Linked DNA regions of Homo sapiens: region 1 is linked to region 2. A link is a loop called in an ENCODE intact Hi-C map of the cell type or tissue named here. Cell type or tissue: IMR-90. All regions are shown on one strand. Each heading gives the region's core, and the rest is flanking DNA. Links, peaks and the distances in the headings are about the cores only. Region 1 has its middle 17 kb from the start of TRH-GTG1-6. Region 2 overlaps NFIB (nuclear factor I B).

Region 1 (10,310 bases), core at 704-8,703, 160 kb after region 2:
TTGGGGTCCTTCTCTCATGCACCTAGACTGGATGAGGATGACCGTCTCCATGACAGTCCCCAATAAACCCCCATCCTGGTATTTATGCCCTGTGTAATTCCCTCCTACACTGTATTAAGGCTGGTCTGTTACCAATAGAATACAGCAGAATTGATGGGAAGTCACTTCTGAGACTAGGTATAAAAAACACTGTGGTTTCTGTCTGCTCCCTCTCTCTAAGGTTGCTTGTTCCGATGGGGAGGCTAGGGCAGGGCGTGTTGTGAGCAGCCCAAAGAGAGGCCTATGTGGTAAAGAACAGAGGCCAACAGCCACGTGAGTGAGCTTTTTTGGAAGCAGATCCTTCAGCCCCAGCCAAGCCTTCAGATGACTGCAGCCCTGGCTGACACCTTGACAGCAATATCATGATTGACTTTCAGCCAGAACCACCCAGCTAAGCTACTCCCTGACTCTTGACCTTTAGAATCTGTATGAGACAAGAGATATGTATTGTTTTAAGCTACCAAGTTTGGGGGTAATTTGTTATGCAGCAATAAAGTACTTACATATGGTCTTAGATTGTCCTATGTGTTCCCACATAATGTATTGTTCTGAATGGCAATCACTCATCCATGTGTCTGACTCTCCCATTGAACAATTTACGCTTTCAGAAAAGGGACCAAGTTGACTGTTGTATCCCTAATACCTAGAGTAGTGCTTGACACACAGTAAGGAATGTTATTGAACAAATGAGTAAAGCAAAATGCGATGGTTTCAGATAGCACCAGAAGACCTACCAGCTAAGGAACAAGTTGACAGTGTTCAAATTGGGTTATTCTCTCTGAGTGTGAGAGATTCAAAATGAAGGTTCATTCTTCTCCTGCTGCTGCGACTGGCCTCCCTACAACCCTCGCAAATTCCCCATGAGTCAAGTCCTGCTTTCTTCTCATCGGTTGTAGGGCTTCCAGAAGATGTGATCTGGAATGTGGGGCATGAGCAGGGCTCAGCTGTGGTGGGTTACTCCAGATCAACTCTCAGGGAGAAGGAAGGATTTCTTCAATGCCCCAGACCCAAGAGATGCAGACTGTGAAGGCACTCCCCAGAGGGGAGCGCTCAGGGCATGGGATACGTAATTAAACTAGACCCAGGGACAAAGCAAAAGTAGGGGTGGGGTATGGAGCTTTTACATTTTATTTAGGAGCTTTAAAAAATGTTTGTTCAGAGGAGGCTAAAAGTTCAGTTACTTCTCTAAGTGGGGTGGTGTCTGGTTACAAATACACTAGGAAGGGCGCCTCCACTTCAGGGCTCAGCCCTGCCCACTCCAGAAGAGCCACAGTACAAACCACCCCTCCTCCTTCCCTCAAATCACACCTCTTTAACTGGCACTGCCATCTCTAACTGGAAGAATATATGCGGGAGGCTTTCAAAGAACCCCTGGGTAGCTCTGAACTGCCTTCCCATCATGCTCTGTGCTCTCTCCATCTGTTGGATTTGTAATGAAACTTATGAGGAGCACAAAGCCTCCAGATCCAAAGGAATAAGTCTCCAGTGGCATGGATGGCAATGGAGGACACACTTGGGGCAGCTGGAGCCTTCCCAGTGAGCTTAAAAAATGCACCATTTTGGGGAACAGTATCAGGCATATTTAAATAACTTCTACTTACTTTTTCTGCACACTCCACAATGAGGAGTGGGGGGAAGCATGCATGGTCTAGCTCATGATCATTTGTCATTAAGAATCTTTTTAGAGGGAATACATAGCACTCAGTTTGTTATATAGTCAATAGGGCCTTGAGTGTGAAACAGGATAGCTTGATTTCAGATCCCTTATTGGTTATTTCTAATTGTTTAACCACAGAGAGTTTTGCTTTTCTGAGTCTCAGGGTTTTTTATCTGTAAAGTGAAGACACTAGTAATTACCTCCTAGCATTCACTAAAAACATGTTGGCAGAATCTGAATGGGGTTCTTAAGGCCAAAGGAAATAAAAAAGCTGCAAATAGAATTTGGGAATGCTTGATTACATTTAAGGCCTGTAGAAAAAAAGTAAATCATAGGCTTCCCACCAGCTTGGGACATGGTACAGCTATTTTTCCAAAGGTAATTTAATATCATTCCAGGATGCATAAAAACAGCATGACCTAAGACAGCCACAAAATGGTCCATCCATTGACCATGTCAGGCTCAGTCTTTTGTTTCTACATTTTCAAAATAATATTAACAAAATGAAAAATATAGTGAAAAAAGCCACTAAAATAGAGACAAATAGAAACAACATGCAAATAACTTGTCCAAAATGAGTGTTCCTGTGGAAATCCTACTTGGTTCAAGGGTTTGAACGTCTCAATTTCCAGCTTTATAGATTTACCGAAGCATTCACTTATGTCTACTCAGCACTTATTGTAATTATTAGTGAAAATAGCTGATTAATTTATATAGGTCCTCTCGGAAGTCTAGTGAGGCACATGCCATGTCCCGTTTTCATAATCTCTAGACATAATTCTAAAAATGAAGATATGGGCCGGGTGTGGTGGCTCACGTCTGTAATCCTAGCACTTTGGGAGGCCAAGGTGGGCAGATTACAAGGTCAAGAGATTGAGACCCCATGGCCAATATGGTGAAACCTCATCTCTACTAAAAATACAAAAATTAGCTGGGCGTGGTGGCATGTGCCTGTAGTCCTAGCTACTCGGGAGGCTGAGGCAGGAGAATTGCTTGAACCCGAGAGGCAGAGGTTGCAGTGAGCCAAGATTGCACCACTGCACTCCAGCCTGCGGACAGAGTGAGACTGTCTCAAAAAAAAAAAAAAAAAAAAGAAAACGTAATTGGACATAACTGGATACCAAAAGGCCAAAAGCCTTTCTCACGTTTTGTATTTTTTTTTTTTTTTTTTGGCAAATTTGTTTAGTGACCGTAAGTAGATGGCCTCATTTCTTGGTGTTTCAGCTTCCTTGTCTGTAAAACGGAGTTCATAATAGTGCCTACCTACATGCCAGTTAAGAGGATTAAATGAATTAGTATCTACAAAGCACTCCAAAGCATACAGAATGTGCTCAGTAAATGACAATTTTGTTGTTACATTTATTATTCATTTTAAAGGGAAAATAGCTTTTATTTAAATGTTATAGAATATCTTAAGCATGGTCCAAAATATTTACAAGTATATAAATATGAGGTATTTTATTGAGCCTGACACTTAGGCTAAATGTTTCTTTGGAGGCCTTCTCTCAAAAAATCCTTGTAGACTTCCCCACACACTGTCAGATAAGCCAAATCAAATGGCCATTCTATTAGTTTCCTCTTGCTGACTAATAAACCACCACACATTTAACAGCTTAAAACATCACCAAGTATTTATTATCTCACAGTTTCTGTGGGGCAGGAGTCAGAACACACTTCAGCTGGGTCTTTAGCTCAGGATCCCATAAGACTGCAAGCAGGTTGTCAGCCAGGCTGCATTCTCACAGGCAGGCCTGATTGGGGAAGAACCTGCTTCCAAGCTCACTCAGGTTCTTAATAGAATTTACTTCCTTGCAGCTGAACTGAAGGCCCCACTTTCTTGCTGGCTATTGATTAGAGACTGCCCTCAGCTCCCAGAGGCCACCATGGTTGCTTGCCACATGGACTTTCTCATCATGACCACTTACTTCATCAAGCCAGCAAGGAGAGTCTCTGGGGCAATTTCACTAGCAAGACAAAGTCTTGTATACGAGGCATAACCCACAACACATGACTTATACCATATACTATGTTACAATGTAACATAATCACATGAATGACATCCCATCACCTTTACAATATTCTATCAACTAGAAACAAGTCACAGGTCCTGCCCACACTCAAAGGCCGGTGACTGCACAAAGTGTGAATAGCAGGAGGCCACCTCAGAGGCTGTCTAATGCTGTCACCAAGAGGAAAAGGCATTGTCCAATTTCCCTTTGAATTTTCCAATTCATTTTCTGTTCTAGCCCAAGAGGTCTAGAAGTTTCATAATCTGTTAATTAGAGACATGAAGCTTAGGGAAGATGAAGGGAAGTAGAAAGAACTGCATTTAAGAGAAAGTAAAAAAGATAATCACTCTCTCCATATGGACTGTGGAAATGGTGATGTCGGTGTCCAACAATAGCTCCTTAAATCCCTCAAGTCCCACCAAGATGGCTTTGGGGAAGGTAATCAAAGGAGACACCCCCGTATGGTACAGGCCTAATTCAGCCATCTTTGGACCTAATGGTTTGAAGCCTTACAGATGGAAATTGGCCACTGAGCCATGAGCAAATCTGTCTGTCTGTGGGTTAATAGGGGAGATAACTCTAGTCTCCTTTAAATACATACAGGATTATTATTAAGACACCATCCGACTAGTCTCTATTCCTTCTAAAGAAGAACCAGGGAGAAATGGGCTTGAATTTCAGCAAGAAGAAATTTGTATAAACCTAAGAAAAAAAGTCTAAACAGCAATGGTGAGTAAGCACTGAAACAAGCTATAAAACAAAGCTATGAAGTACAGTCATGCACCACATAACCACTTTTAGGTCAATGTCAAACCACATATACCATAATGGTCCCATAGATTATAACAGAGCTGAAAAAGTCCTATCACTTAGTATTTACTCTACTTTTTATTGTTATTTTAGAGTATACCTCCTTCTACTTATTTTTAAAAAGTTAACTGTAAAAGCCTAAGGCAGGTCCTTCAGGAGGTATTCCAGAAGAAGGCATTGTTAACATAGGAGGTGACAGCTCCGCATGTGTTACTGCCCCTGAAGACCTTCCAGTGAGACAAGAGGCGGAGGTGAAAGATAGTAATAGTGATGACCCTGACCCTGTGTAGGCCCAGGCTAATGTGTGTGTTTGTGTCCTAGTTTTTAACAAAAAAAAAAATTACAAATAAAAGAAAAAATTAAAATACAAGAATGCTTACAGAATAATAATATAAAGAAAAAATTTTTTACAGCTGTACAATGTGTGTTTTAAGCTGCATTATTACTAAACGGTTAACAAGTTAAAAAAATTAAGTTTACAGGGTAAAAATGTTACAAGTAAGCTAAGACTAATTTATTATTGAAGAAAGAAAAAATTTTAATATAAATGTAGTGTGGCCCAAGTGCACAGTCTTTATAAAGCCTACAGTAGTGTACAGTAAAGTCCTAGGCCTTCACATTCACTCACCCCTCACTCACTGACTCACCTAGGGCAGCTTCCAGTCCTGCAAGCTCCATTCATGAGAAGAGCCCTGTATAGGTATACTATTTTTACTTTTTTTTTTTTTTTTTTGAGAAGGAGTCTTGCCCTGTTGCCCAGGCTGGAGTGCAATGGCATGATCTCAGCTCACTGCAACCTCCGCCTCTCGGGTTCAAGCGATTCTCCTGCCTCAGCCTCCCAAGTAGCTGGGATTACATGTGTGTGTCACCACACCCGGCTAATTTTTTGTATCTTTAGTAGAGACAGGGTTTCACCATGTTGCTAGGCTGGTCTTGAACTCCTGACCTCGTGATCTGCCTGCCTCAGCCTCCCAAAGTGCTGGGATTACAGGTGTGAGCCACCACACCCGGCCTTAAATCTTTTATACTGTATTTTTTACTGTACCTTTTCTGTGTCTAGATATGTTTAGGTACACAAATACTTACCATTGTGTTATAATTGCTTACAGTATTCAGTATGGTAACATGTTGTACAGGTTTGCTGCCTAGGAGCAACAGGCTATACCACAGAGCCTAGGTGTATAGCAGGCTACACCATCTGGGTTTGTGTAAGCACACTGTATGAAGTTCACACGATAATGAAATTGCCTAATGATGCATTTCTCAGAACGTATTCATCGTGACTGTATCAGTCTCCTGAGATTTTAAAAAATAAACTGGACACCTACCAAGATGATGGTCCAAATGCAGTGAAGTAGTTGGGCTGGAAGACCTTCCCCTATGCTCAGCACATGGTAACACCTCAAAAACAAATATTTATTAAAGATATTGAAGTTTCTTTGCTGTTGTTGATGACTAACCAGATAGAAGTATTTTAAACTGAGATCCTTAGACTACCTCTGTCAAAATCATCTGGGGTATTATTTAAAATACAAGTTGTTAGGTATAGTTCTAGGTGTCATAAATTAAAATCTCTTGAGTTAGGGCCTAGGAACAGTTTTTTTTTTTTTTTTTTTTTTTGAGACGGAGTTTCACTCTTGTTGCCCAGGCTGGAATGCAATGGTGCGATCTCGGCTCACTGCAACCTCTGCCTCCCGAGTTCAAGTGATTCTCCTGCCTCAGCCTCCCGGGTAGCTGGGATTACAGGTGCCCCCCACGCCCAGCTAATTTCTCGTACTTTTAGTAGAGATGGGGTTTCACCATGTTGGTCAGGCTGGTCTTGAACTCCTGACCTCAGGTGATCCACCCACCTCGGCCTCCCAAAGTGTTGGGATTACAGCGCGGTGAGCCACCGCGCCCAGCCAGGAACAGTTTTTTTAAACAAGCACCCCAGGAAGTGTTAATGTACTCATTAAAGTCTGAGGACCACTGTAAATGTAATATAATCTATATCAGAACTTCAATTTCTTTATTCACATCTTCTCGTCCCTGCACCCCCACCCTCAACCCCACATTTCAAAGAAATAAATACTGCTTCCTCCTTTGAGCAGCGAAAAAAGCATCTCACAGCCCCCTGGCTTTCATGCCTAAATACAGCTCAGCAACCAAACTATATGAACATCCACAATGGCTCCCACCATGCTGTTTCCCCAGGGAAGTTACATAATAGGTTTCTGGCACATACCACTGTTACTAGAATTACAAATGAACCCCCACCCCCATCTCTCCAGGAGTCTCGTGTGTTGAGTAAAACCACAACAATATATCTGCTGCTTAGAACCAGGGTGAAAAGAGTAGGGGTATGCTTGGAGAAGTGTGTGTGGTTTGCTGCATGGAAACTCAGTGCACCATCCTACCAGCTGCAGAGTCTGCGTGTGAGCCCTGTGTCTCTACATACTGGACTTGAATTTTTGCAAGACCCTATTAGGGTCCCCAGGAGAGCTCTCATATGAAGTCCAAGAAATCTGAGGAAAACGTGCAGCTTACATGATGGACTAATTTCATTTCAATAAAATTCCCATATTACATTCAATGTGCCTGGCTTTATTAAGTTTTGTCATAAACGCTGGGAACACTTCCAAATTTAGGCTTGCACAATTATTTTTATTGGTGCGTTAACTAAAAATGGTATATGCATAAGTCAGAGTGTACATTTGACTTCATCTGGGGAGCTAAAATGAGCTTTAGGTTGATTTATAGTCATTTTACCCCAGTAAATGAGATACAGGAAATAGGGGTTAGAGTTTCTGATCACAGCATTTCTAAATCCATCCCAGTTCCATCCACGGCTCTGCCATGTATCTAATGAATTTAAATTCCAAATGTCTATCGGCAACCTGCAAAGTCACCAAACAAAGAGGCTGGCTTACTTTCAGACCCAGAGCCATCCAAACTGGGCAAAAAAATAGAGGTTTGTTGCACTAAAGTGGGACTGGGGAGCTCTCGGTGCTTTGAAAGGTTTTAATTGCTATGGAAAAAATCCTTTCAAAGATTTTTTTCCCTCAACATGGGCCCCTTGGAAACTTTTCATAGGGGAACTGTAAAATATTTATACAGCTAGCAGCACTGTTAAAAAAAAAAAAAAAAGCAAGAAAGAAAGAAGCATAGCACTGAATGAAAAGCAGACTTGAAGTGAGCCTTGCAGATTCAGGGGACCAGGGAGGGGAGGTTGCTGTGATTCCAACCCCTGGAAACAGGATTAATCCCTACCAACCATGCCCACAGACAGGGCCCACTTCACCGGCATGTGACCTGGCACTTAGAAGCGTCCTGCGTCTAGTTGAATGCTCTGCTGTAGCCATTTTGAAATTTTTGATTTTTGAACAAGAGACCCCGTGTTTTAATTTTGCAACGAGCCCTGTTACGTTACGTAGCCTTGCATGTTACGTAGCTGGCCCAGCTCACAGAACTTCCCCAGGACCGCTGTCTTCAGACATTTCAGTATGGTCCTCCCACCCCTTCCTCCCTGTTGGCTTTTCTTTTGCTTTCTTTTTCTGGAGGTATCCACAACACCGACCCTTTGACAGTCCTCAGTGGCATCTGCTCCACTTCCCATCGGTATGTCTGGCTGGCATACACACTGCCCACGCAGCTTTGTCACCCCAGGACATATGAGGCGAACAATCCATATTCAAAACCCTAGAAAACATGAACCTGAGCTTGTGAATAGACCAAAAAGTATAGAATTTTGTAGTTTAAAGGAACTACAACATTCTTGTTTTGTAGAGTAAATTAGTCCTGGAGAGAGGAAGGAAATTTCCCAAGGCTACTTCATTTATTAATATCAGGTTGGGGACAGGACCTGATATACATGCTGCTAGCTCACTCTGCAGGCTCTATAAAAAGGGTTAAGATGAACAAGTATAGTCCCCAAACTGTCCCCAAACTCATGTGAACTCTGGCTTCAGTCTTTTCTCAACACTTCAATCAACAATGACGTTATTAAAGAGCCGGGCGTGCTGGCACACGCCTGCAATCCCAGCACTTTGGGAGGCCGAGAAGGGCAGATCACTTGAGGTCAGGAGTTTGAGACCAGCCTGGCCAATATGGCGAAACCTCATCTCTACTAAAAATACAAAAATTAGTGGGCTTGGTGGTGTGCGCTTGCAATCCCAGCTTCTTGGGAGGCTGAGAGGGGAGGATCACTTGAACCCGGGAGGTGGAGGTTCCGGTGAACTAAGATCACACCACTGTACTCCAGCCTGGGCAACAGAGCGAGACTCCGTCTCAAAAAAAAAAAAAAAAAAAAAAAAAGATGCTATCAAAGAAAGGCTGGAAAGATAATCATTTTCTCCACACCAACCCCCCAAATATTTTCATTCCTCCCACTCCTTATCTTTTACTGATGAAGATATTTGGTAGCAAAAACAACAGATGTAAATTGCATGACCTCTTCATGGCTCTAGCCTACCACTGATGCTGTCAACCTGGTAACCCTGTAGAAAGGAAGAGAAGAATCCAAGGGCCCAGAAAACCCGCAAAGTGGATAATTAACACCAGAGAAATCAAGATTTGGCCACTTCATCATAGCTAAAATACTAAGGGGCAGGATGAGACACAGTCCCGAAACTTCCTACCAGGGGAAATGGGTTGCAGAATTACTACTATCTCGTCAATCAGGAGGGAACCTCTTGTCTCAAGGCTGACTTAATTGCCATAATTCAATTAACATGCTTCCACTAATTATATAAGCTTTTAGATGACAGTTCAACAGTAGCACCACTGAGAGTAAGCCATTTTTTTTTTCGTTTTTAAACTTAGTCTTAGTTAATTATAAGTAAATTGCATTGGTTTCTTTTTCACATCCTGCCTTCAACTATTTTGTTACAAAATAATATCACATAATTTAAGAGCTCTGGATCTTTGGCAAAAAAAAAAAAAATAAGGCATGTATACCATGTGCAAAACTGTAGCATTCATAAAGAGACAAGCCCCTTCTTTTCTTTCTTCCTTCCTGTTTTTCTTCCTTCATTTCTTTCTAGATGCCAATTCTTATGAAATATTAAATGAGATAAATAACAATCATATTAATTGAAATGAACATCTATTTTATAAATTCTCAGATCTAGAACAATGTCTGGCTCAATACAGATTTGTTAAATAATTATAAATGTTAATTATTGGATGAGATACTTTGGGGCATGGTAGAGAAAGTCTGAGGAGGGCTAAAAGCCCTAAGATCTAATTTAACAGAGTGTATATGTTCTTTCATAAGATAAGATGTAAAAGCAGGAACACAACAAATCAGTCAAAAACTACCTGGAATTTGAAGATACTGAAGAGGAATGCAGAGTATACATCATGAAAATGGTAAATCAGATTAACTCTTCCATTGAGAAAGATAAGAAGATGGGTTTTCAATGTCAGTTATCTTATCTACATACAAATGAAAGTTGACAAATGTAAATTACTTGCTACAAACCAATGGACAGAGGATCCATCACAGTTGGATACATTTCGACAAAGCAAAGGATGCCACACTAGAATTGGCCCAGTGCTAATTTGCATAACAGCAAAGATTCATTTTGATACACCTTTATAGAGTTCATTTTCAATGAAAGTGCATATTCTTTGTACCAAAGCATACCCAATTCTTCTATATTTTCATGATTTATGATTGAGCAGAAATCTACAGGTATGTCAGAAATTTTAATAGATATTCAGGACTCCAAAGATAATTCATGAGAGCAGAATTAGAATTGCTACTTTTTTTTTCCTTGAGGGCTATTTTTTTCACTTTTCTACCTAGCACTTCA
Region 2 (10,310 bases), core at 671-8,670:
CAACATAGCAAAACCCCATTCTAGTAAAAGTACAAAAATTAGCCAGGCATGATGGCACACACCTGTAGTCCCAGCTACTCAAGTGGCTGAGGCATAAGAATCGCTTGAACCTGGGAGGTAGAGGTTGCAGCGAGCCATGATCACACCACTGCACTCCAGCCTGGGCAACAGAGTGACACTGTCTCAAAAAAAACAAAACAAAACAAAACAAAACAAAACAGCATTTCTCCATAAGATGCTCCCTCCACCCCTAGAACCAGATATGAGCTCCTCCACTGCATCTCAGTAGCTTCACATTTATACAGTACTTCTCTTAAACACTGACTTGATATGGGCTTGCGTTACTTACTGATCTTATCCCTCCACCAGACATAAGCACATAAGCATGGAGACACGCATCTTCAGGGATGTGCACTCAATAATCGTTTGCTGATTTGAAGTGAAATGATGAGGCTAATTTATTTTACAGTACTCCCGTGCACTGGTTCTCTAATAGCTGCTCAAAGGCCCTCCACTGATCCAAAAGCCCATCTGCTATAATATTAGTGTTAATAATGATACATAGGTTCCTGAGATAAATAATTTAATTATCACATGCTTATTAGGGTCTCACCAAGAGCAGAGCCATTTACCTCTTTATTTGAATAAGACTTCTGAAAAATGCTTTGTAGTTGGGATTCTGTGTGTGTGTGAATCTATGCATGTGCATATATGTGCATTTACAAGCAAGGTCTAGAGGCCTAAATAATAATAATGATCTTTTGCTCCTCTTCAGTGAACTTCAGACAAGTACCTTAAAGCTACAAGCTTTAAAGTATTAGCTTATGAAAGCGCCAACCATGCTTCCAAATTTCAAAACAAAATAACCTTCGCTAAGTCAGGAAGATCACTTGAGGATGGGAATTCACCACCAGCCTGGGCAACATAGCAAGACCCCATCTCTTCAAAATAAAAATAAAAATAGCCAGGTGTGGTGGCGCATACCTGTAGTCCCAGTTTCTTGGGAGGCTAAAGTTGGAGAATCACTTGAGCCCAGGAGTTCGAGGCTGCAGTGAGCTATGATCACACCACTGAACTCCAACAAGGATGACAAAGTGAAACCCTGACTCAAAAAAAGAAAGAAAGAAAGAAAAAAGAAACTTGGCTGAACCATGAGGAGTTAACACTTGGACATTTTTTGATTCTGCAACTGTAAAAGAATCTTGCTGAATTTGTTGAACTTGTGTCTCTAACAGATTACTGACATTTCCTTAATGTAAGATCACCTGGGGATTAAATCTCAACTGTAGCACATATCAATGACTGTGAGCATCTGACTTTACCTTGTTTTACAATTCTCATGAAATGGATGTATGGTCAATGACTGAGGGGATGATAAACTTTATATTAACCAAACATGATATAAAAATCCAGGGCATACTGATGACCAGATATGGGCTGGTAAGAATTAGTTCTAATATAACATGGACATGGACATGCTTCAGTTTATATAAATTGCTCTATAGGTAGTGACAGATTAACCCTCCTAACATCCTTAAAAAAAGATAATAAAAGTTATTATTCACTTTTATTGATGAAATACTTGGAGTGTTTAGACTCTCACAAGGTCACTATAAATAACCTTTTAACAATCCAGCTCACTGATGAGTCTTGGTGTGTTTTGTGAAGCACTCAACTGACTGTGAGAATCACATATAAGAGAAATGATCAAATAGCCTGAATGCCTTTGGAAAACATTGAATTCAACTCTGTCCTGCTCCAGAATCCACACACTATGCTAGCATAGTATTACTGAAGCGCAAAACACCATGCTAGCATAGTATTAGTGAAATACAAAACACTGTACTCAAGGCACCTAGTTTAAATCCACCACCTATTAGCTGTGTGATCTTGAGAAGTCCCTTAATTCTCCCTCATGTGCAAAGGGAAGCTACCAATGGTGCCTGCCCCACAGGGCTATTATGAGTATAAAAATGAGACATTTTATGCAGCTTCTGTTTTACCAAAAATATTCATTTTGACCCACTTTTTCTAGAAGCCTCTCCCTCTAACAATATTCATATGTAAAACCAACAAAAACACTAATCAAATTCCAGAGAGATTGAATTTCAGGGTGAGGGAGGTCTTACTGCATTTTTGCCTTAATAATCTCAGTTTCATCTTTCATTCCATACCAAAACATGGTTACAGGGAAACTATGTTCTAAGAAAAAAAATTATTAATTATATACCCATTCTGCACATTTAGAAATAAATAATTTTCCAAAAACTTTTACCTAGACAAGAACCCCTCCTTACAAACAGAAGTTTTCTCTTTAGACCAATTTCACTGCTAACCATAAAGAAGAAAACATATAAGTAGGATGAGATAGAAGAAAAATCAGAAAGCAGAGAAAGACTAATTAGAAGATAGAGAAAAAAAGGAAGAGGAGTGAAATATAATATTCATATTCTAGCTGCCAATCCACTAACTTCCAAAAAGGAAAGTGAATATGCCAGACCATTAAAATATTTCAGCAACACTAGCTTGTTTGGCAGTCAGAGTCTCAGAACCATGAGAATCACAGTTACTTAATCACTGTGAGCTCATAAAACTGGACCCAAAGTGACAAGACCATTGGGTGAGAAGGGTGAGAGGGAGCTGAGCAGGGTGATCTGCTCCAACAATGCACCAGTTCCAGAGGTCCTCTGCAGAACTTGAAGAGACAGCACAGCATCCTGAGGCCGTTAACTTCCTGACTCCTGCCTTTGAAATAGAACCAGGAACTGAGCTTCCATGGCCTAGTTTGACCTGGCTTTGTCACTACCCCAGTTCTGATGAGATTATGATCTGCTACCCTAGAACTAAGCAGAGGTGAGAGCCAAGATGCCTTTCTATGGCCTAGAGCACAAGAAGGGCCCACATAGTAACAAAAACACTGTCACTTTTATGGATTAGGCAGTATTGCCTAAAGGTTTAGCACCCAAGGCTTTAAAGCCAGACTGTCCTGGTTCTAAATCTGACTTTGACACCTACTAACTGTTTAACCTTGGTTAAGTTGGTTAACACAGAGGCTCAGGTTCCTCACCTATAAAATGAGGGGAAGTACGAGGTTACTCTGAATATTAAATGAGATACACATATATAAAACTGAGTATAGTCCTAGAACATGGTGCACACAAGGTGACAGCTGTGCCTTATTACAGCTACTGCACAGCTGAAAAAAACTGTGAAACACTGAAAGTCACTCTTCTACAAGCTGGATATTAGACTGTGAATTCCCCAGGACCAGCAAAACCCAGCATTCCCAATGCCTAGCTCAGTGCTGAATGAACAAGAGAGAAAACCTCAAAAATCTTTCAGTAATAGAAAGATAATTCTGGACAGGTGCAGTGGCTCACACCTGTAATGCCAGCACTTTGGGAGGCCAAGGTGGGTGGATCACCTGAGTCGGGAGTTTGAGACCAGCCTGGCCAACGTGGCGAAACCCTGTCTCTTCTAAAAATACAAAAAATTAGCCGGGCATGGTTGCGGGCACCTGTAATCCCAGCTACTTGGGAGGCTGAGGCAGGAGAATCGCTTGAACCCGGGGGACAGAGGTTGTGGTGTGCCAAGATCGCTTCACAGCACTTTAGCCTGAGCGACAGAGCGAGACTCCATCTCAAAAAAGAAAAAAAACGAAAGAAAGAAACATAATTCTAAGACTAAGACCAATAATGTGCCAGCTATGGTTTCCTTGTCATTGAATTTATTAATATAAGTAGGCAGAATTATTTGTTATCATGCTAAAGAAAAAATGAGATTTTTTTTTAACGGACAAGGTTTTCTTAAAGCATCATATCAGTATCTCAGTATCTCCTATAAATAGATTTTGTTTAAATAATACAATTTACTAAACTGTCTGAGCAGTGTGGACTTCCCCCATATTTATGTTTTTAGTGGCTGTAGCTGTTGTGGTGGTCAAACATTGAGTGTTCTTTTATGAACATAGTTAGCATAAAAGAACCTTTTGATGACTCGTATTAGAACATGAATTTAATAGAAGCAAAGGTACTGCTTATCATCACTGAGAACATTCATTCAGATCTACCACAGTTTTATAACTGCTCTGATCTAACAGAGCAATTTATTCCAACATGCAATTTAACCAATAGGCTGTTTAACCTTGGATACTTATTAGTAAGGGAACAATGCTTTCAGGATTATGCTGAATAATTCAGCCCTTCCAGTCAAAGAACTTTTGCTGGTGGGTGAGAACAGCATGTTGTCTAAGTATCTGAGAACATTTCTACACATCTGGAGTATGTGGCCCTGTGCTGCCTTTCCAGGCCTGCTCTCCCAGCCAGAACTTCTTCTGCCATGGGGCAAGACAGTGGAATAGAACTATCTTATAAACTTTTTTGAACAAAGACAGATGATGTTGCACTACTACATTCCCTGTGAATTCTTTCTGCTGCTGCCAACTTATAGTATTTTTAAGTTTGCTCCTAGGTGTTTTACAGTAGAAGCCATTCCAAATAAGATTTTGCTGAAGGTTCAGCATGAACTATGCAACTACTCTGAGAAATAATCCCATTATTTCAACTGTTTACTTTTCCATTATACCCCATTTCCAAAATACGTGCTTTTAAAAGTTTTACATCCTCTCTTCATAAATCAAGTTAGTAAGGATGTCATTCCTTTTTAAAGCATGTTGCATAGAAACATTATAAAAACAAAATACATAAACACACATGTATACGTGCACACAACACACTTGCTCAACTTGAAACTGAGCCCCAGGACTAACAAACACACAGTCCAGGGCTCTGGTTACTATGCCTTCTTTCTAGGATCTGGCTTCATTTGGAGGCTCATATCCCATACCAGTGCTCCTCAAACCACGTTCTAAGGTCCATGAAATATTAATAATAGTTCTATGGGGAGTGGGGGAGTGGTATAATCAAATTTGTGGTTTTGCCTTAGGACAAATCTGAATCATAAGCACATAAGGCTCGTGAGAATCTCTTTGGTATTGAGTGAACCCTGCCAACTATTCAACATTCACATCTCATTCATTGTTACATACAAAGCTCATGAAGTGATAACATTTCTTTGTTTTAAAAATAAAAGAGCACTGAAAAAAGAAGTCAATTGCTTGTGGTGGTGATGAAAGTGAAGAGAAAGTGAAAAGGCCTAAGGAAGTGATGGTTCTTGGAAGAATACAGATGTCTAGGAAAGAAATTATACTCCAAAGAGCTACCTGTAAATTTAGAAACTCATCATTATCTCTGGACAAATCTTTCATAAATGTCAAAGACCTGCTACATATCAAAATGGTCTAAGTTCCTAAGCATCATAGAAATAAACTGGACTTGACTGTGGATTCTACTTGAGCAAAAGATCCTATGGCTGAGTCTTGGGTATGAAGAGGGAGAAGTTTCTCACATAAGCATGGGCCCATGGGGCTTAGACTCTGGAAAGACAGCTCCAGGGGTACTGCCATACATTGATGTTGGCAGGATCTTCTGTTTAAAAGGTATTGGTGGCCGGGCGCAGTGGCTCACGCCTGTAATCCCAGTACTTTGGGAGGCAAAGGCAGGCGGATCACTTGAGGTCAGGAGTTTAAGACCAGCGTGGGAAACATGGTGAAATCCTGTCTCTACTAAAAATACAAAAAAAAATTAGCCGGGCGTGGTGGCGGGCACTTGTAATCCCAGCCACTCAGGAGGCTGAGGCACGAGAATCGCTTGAACCTGGGAGGCAGAGGTTGCAGTCAGCTGAGATAGCACCACTGCACTCCAGCCTGGGCAACAGAGTGAGACTCCATTTCAAAAACAAAACGAAACGAAACAAAACAAAACTATTGGTGAAAAACAGATATTTTAGTTGACTGGGGCTTAATGCTGAGAAGTAGGCCTCCAATACAACCTGAAGATGGATTCGTGGTGGTACAAGTTTGCCTTCTGTGAGGGTCTGGAGGAAGCACTTTTATTAACAGGTGCCAAGTAGAACTGCTGGGTCCTGAAAGAACCTACAAGACACTGGGGTGAGAACACGTAGAGAAGAGTCCAAGTGCACTGAGAAAAGTGAGGCGCACTGACTTCAGAGAATGGATCTAGTTTCTTTCCTGTCAGTGAAAACTGAAGCTCACTGGAGTTCTGAGACAGCCTCTGGTCTCCTGGTCCACCCCAGGATGGCTCAATATCTGTAATGCAGAGGCTGAATATGTATAAATGCAGAGGCCCAATCCAAGCACTCACTATGACTCACCAAGGACACTATGAAATGTGACCAAAGTCTTCCAGACAAAATTGCTTTTCAGTCATGTAAATATCCTTTTAATTCATGTTCTTACTTAGTTTATGTAGCTTATGTGAAACTCGTTTGTCACTTTCTAAAGATTTACTTTTGTCGGACTCCAGGAAGGATTGTCTAACTTTTCCCTAAATCTCATGGTGCTTCAAATAATAGGAACTTTTCCCTCCTCTACGGTTTTGATTTCCCATGGAAGACAGCCATTTAGGAAAGTTACCTGCATGCAGATATATGCACAGCTAAGGTAACATGGAGGTGTGCCAGTCGAGCATATCTGAACTGGCCACTGTCTACCTAGAGTGACAAACAAAATGTAGAATCTTGCAGGATAGCTCAGATCCTACCATCTTGACAACCAATCACAGATCTGTCTTCTATACTGGGTTCAGGCAAGGCAGCATGCTTATTGGCCTATATGGGGCATGGATTGGCCCAAAGGACCTGCTTTTTCTGAATTTGAAGGCACTCAGTTCAGGGAGCTACACAGATGGTGGCAAAAGGTAGCCACATCATTGGTTCTTGCCTCTCCATCACAATATGTCTTAGCTTTTTAATAGCAAGAAACCTGTAGGTATACTAAATTGGTGGAATCCAGGAAAGGAGGAGGGAAAAAAGTCAAGACAACAGCATTTAAGACTGAAAAGGGGCCGGGCACAGTGGCTCACGCCTATAATCCCAGCTCTTTGGGAGGCCGAGGCAGGCAGATCACCTGATGTCAGGAATTTGAGACCAGCCTGGCCACCACAGTGAAACCCCGTCTCTACTAAAAATCCAAAAATTAGCTGGGTGTGGTGGCAGGCACCTGTAATCCCAGCTACTCAGGTGGCTGAGGCAGGAGAATCACTTGAATCTGGGAGAGGGAGGGTGCAGTGAGCCGAGATCATACCATTGCACTCCAGCCTGGGCAATAGAGCAGGACTCCGTCTCAAAAAAAAAGACTGAAAAGGCAAACTTGATGAAAAGGAAGAAAGAAGAAACTCAAAAGCAGTCACATCTCAAACCTTTTGTTTGAAGATAATATATACCATTCATATCACATTTCAGCCCGTAATAAGGCAGTGTAGTTGAGTCCATTGTAGGGGCCAAGGGAAAACATCCCCTTTGCTCTCTAAAAGTTTGTTGAAAATTAACTCACAAAAGGCAGATTAAGAGGAGAAATGGCATATAAATTTATTAGTGTGCAAGGGGGAGAATGCAGGGATGACTGCCCCATATCCCAATGGGGTACAGATGCTTATATACACTCCTTCTTAGAGGAATGGGAGATGGGGAAGTCTGGATGGTTTTAAGGGGACAGTAAATGATTTTTAGGGGAACTTAATGAACTTAAAGTGGCCTGGGACAAAGTCTGTTGGGCCCACACAGCAGACAATGGTTTGTGACAAATGTCTGTCCAGATGTGTTGACAGGCTTCAGTGTTTCTTTACATGCTATGAGCTCAGTTAATGGAAATTCGGGGAAGGAACCAGAGATAATTGTTTTATTCTTTGGTGCATCCGAACTTGAGGCAGATAAGGGAACTTCAGGGAACAATTTCCTCCTTTGCTTTGGGAGAGACAGAGGATTGCAAGGCAGGAGGTGGAGGGGGTACAGTGTCAGAGAGACCTAAGGCTGCTTCTTCAGCTCAGCATGTCAAAGTGCCACATTTTGGTGTATCGGTTTCTGAGCCCTGACACTATCATGTCACTTTTCACTTATCTACACAGGGCACTAAGATGCACTGCACCGGCCCTCACCATGACTCCTCCCTCTTGCTGCCCTTCTCACTCCAGGCTCCTAAACACAGGCCACCTATTTGATGGGATATTTCAAACCTGGCTTTGATTGTGAGGGTCAGTTTGGCATACAGGTGATTTCCTTGTAGATTAAGAACATTTACTTTCTTCCTGCTGGATCCCTCCCAGAGATACCATCAAACCTCTACCTACGCAATTAGTTTTCACAGGTGGCTGTTTTGCCTCCAGTAAAACTACTTTCTTTCTCCTTCTGCAAGTCAAAGCACAGCGAATACACACGAAAACATTTCAGATATGAAATAAACATGTTCATAAAGGCAGCTATGATGTAATGTATCATTTTTGACTGATCCAAATTATGGAATGAACTCCCCACACCAGGATTAAAGTGAGAAGAATCATTTCTGGAAGAAGGAGCGCAATGGGATTGTGGTGGGCTGAAGGCTAGAAAAAAGGGTTAGAATTGAGACAAGGAAAAGGAGCCACAATTTATGCTGGCTTATAACGGCTAGGGTTTTCTGAGATGCCTTCTCCTTTCGTAAATTCTGTTACTGTTGACAATCCTAACTTACTAGAGACAGAACCGACAGCGGAGAAAGAAAAGATGTTCATACGCGTCAAGAGTCACTGGTAAGGCAGCTGTTTGTTTTTTGTTTATTTGTTTGTTTGTTTTTTGTTGTTGTTCCTGCTGCACCAGACCAGTTTCAACATGAAACTGGCAAGTTTTGAGATGTAGCTGTTTCTCTGGTCCTTTTTCTAGTAAAAGGCTCCCATTTTAGAGGCAGCCATTTCCAAAGGAAAAAAAAATTCAATGTCGACATAAATCCCTTGAACTAAACATCTGTTTAAACTGTTTCTAGGTCAGGAGTCTAAAACTGTGAAACACTAGGGGTGCAGACATGATTTCTTTCCCAAGGTCTCCAAGTACTGCGGCATGCACATATCCTGCCATATTGTTTAAACATCTGGCTCACTTCCCCCTAAAAGAAAAGGGCTGATAGGGTGGGTTGTTATGGCTTTTTGTCTTAACCTATAACATGATTTTGTTATTTGTACAGTCTCTAAAACAAACTACTGTTAAACAAGGTTTTTTTTTTCCCTTACTGCATTATTTAAAGGTGGATGTTTCAATGGCATTTGAATAGCATGAGGGGATTTTTTTTTTTTCATAAAAGCTACGAACTCAAGGATGTTCATGAAGAAATAGTTTCCTTCAGTTCTTCCCTATGAAGAAAAACTCTTCCAGAAGTTCCACTTTCAACATTCCCCTTCATTAACAAAACCAAGTACGTACTCTTGTTTTTAAAAGTCTGTTTCCATACCCGTATTTACCTGTGGAAAAAGACTGTGTTCAAAATATTAAAACATAAACTTATTTTAAAAAGATGCGAAGTGGAGAGAGTTCAAGTGCAGCTTTCCCAAAAGCCTGGCTCAAACCCTGTATACATATGGAATTCTGCACTGCGACCTCAGAAGGATCTGAGTGGCTATACACAGGTTTGCCATCTAGATTCTTCACCTTTACTACTCAAAATCACCCAAATAATTTGTGTGTGCATCTGTGACGAAGAACAGTTATGAGCCTACATTATCAAATTCAGAATTGGAGTTTAGGGATAGCAAAACGAAAACTGAGCTGCAGACAAATAAAGTGGCCCATTCAATAAAAGTGAAAGTATATGGCGTAATCCGTGAAACCCAAATATCAGGGTTTGTCCTCTGCATCTGGCAGTTACTTATCCTCCTCGTACAAACTATTACTGCTCCTGTGTTATGTCCATGTCTCTCCTAAAACTTGCTGGAGGCAAAAAAGCAACCCTGAAAAAGTTCCCAGTTTAAGTGAGAAAGAGTGATTTCACTGACAGGGCAGAACAATTGCCCATGGTTGTCAAATATAATAAAAGGATTAGAGTTTTGTTTTGATTTATTTTAATGTACAAAGGAAGAAAGGAGACAAACTTCAAAGGTTTTGCCTCTAGCCCAGACTTCTGGCCTCAGGGAAACAAATTTCCTAGTGAATATTACAGAAATATAGAAACGACTATTTAAAATTGACCAAAAAAAAAAAGCAAATAGATATCCCTACTAAGACTAGATACGTATTTCAAAAGTCCAATTTTATTTTTCCTTCCTCTCTGTTACTAAGAGAGGTGGTTCAATATCCACTCCTGGCCTTACTTCACCTGCCCAGTCAACAACCATTCTTTTCCCCATGGAAGGTTATTTCTATATTTAGGTCATTTGTTTTTTAATTCAAAAGTACGTGCCCAATAAATAATGTTCTAGGAATAAAGAAAC

The links. A loop is a pair of places that touch in the nucleus more often than their neighbours do. Peaks named below come from ENCODE experiments on the same cell type or tissue, not always from the same donor. Only the 100,000 strongest peaks of a DNase experiment are listed, where the experiment ranks them.
Region 1: a loop joins it to region 2, with 2.3 times the contacts of the local background. A loop is called at or near these places in 2 of 110 quality-filtered maps.

What each region holds. Positions count from the first base shown.
Region 1 is chr9:14,411,663-14,421,972 of GRCh38, forward strand. It overlaps a transcript of NFIB not described here. Among named protein-coding and RNA genes, the nearest start is that of TRH-GTG1-6, 17 kb to the right of the region's middle. In IMR-90, for the core only: no CTCF peak of the experiment used is centred there; a DNase peak (open chromatin) is centred at 4,469; H3K27me3 peaks cover 4,357 bases.
Region 2 is chr9:14,254,114-14,264,423 of GRCh38, forward strand. The region is part of intron 2 of NFIB (nuclear factor I B); the gene reads right to left. Among named protein-coding and RNA genes, the nearest start is that of NFIB, 55 kb to the right of the region's middle. In IMR-90, for the core only: no CTCF peak of the experiment used is centred there; a DNase peak (open chromatin) is centred at 4,978; H3K27me3 peaks cover 898 bases.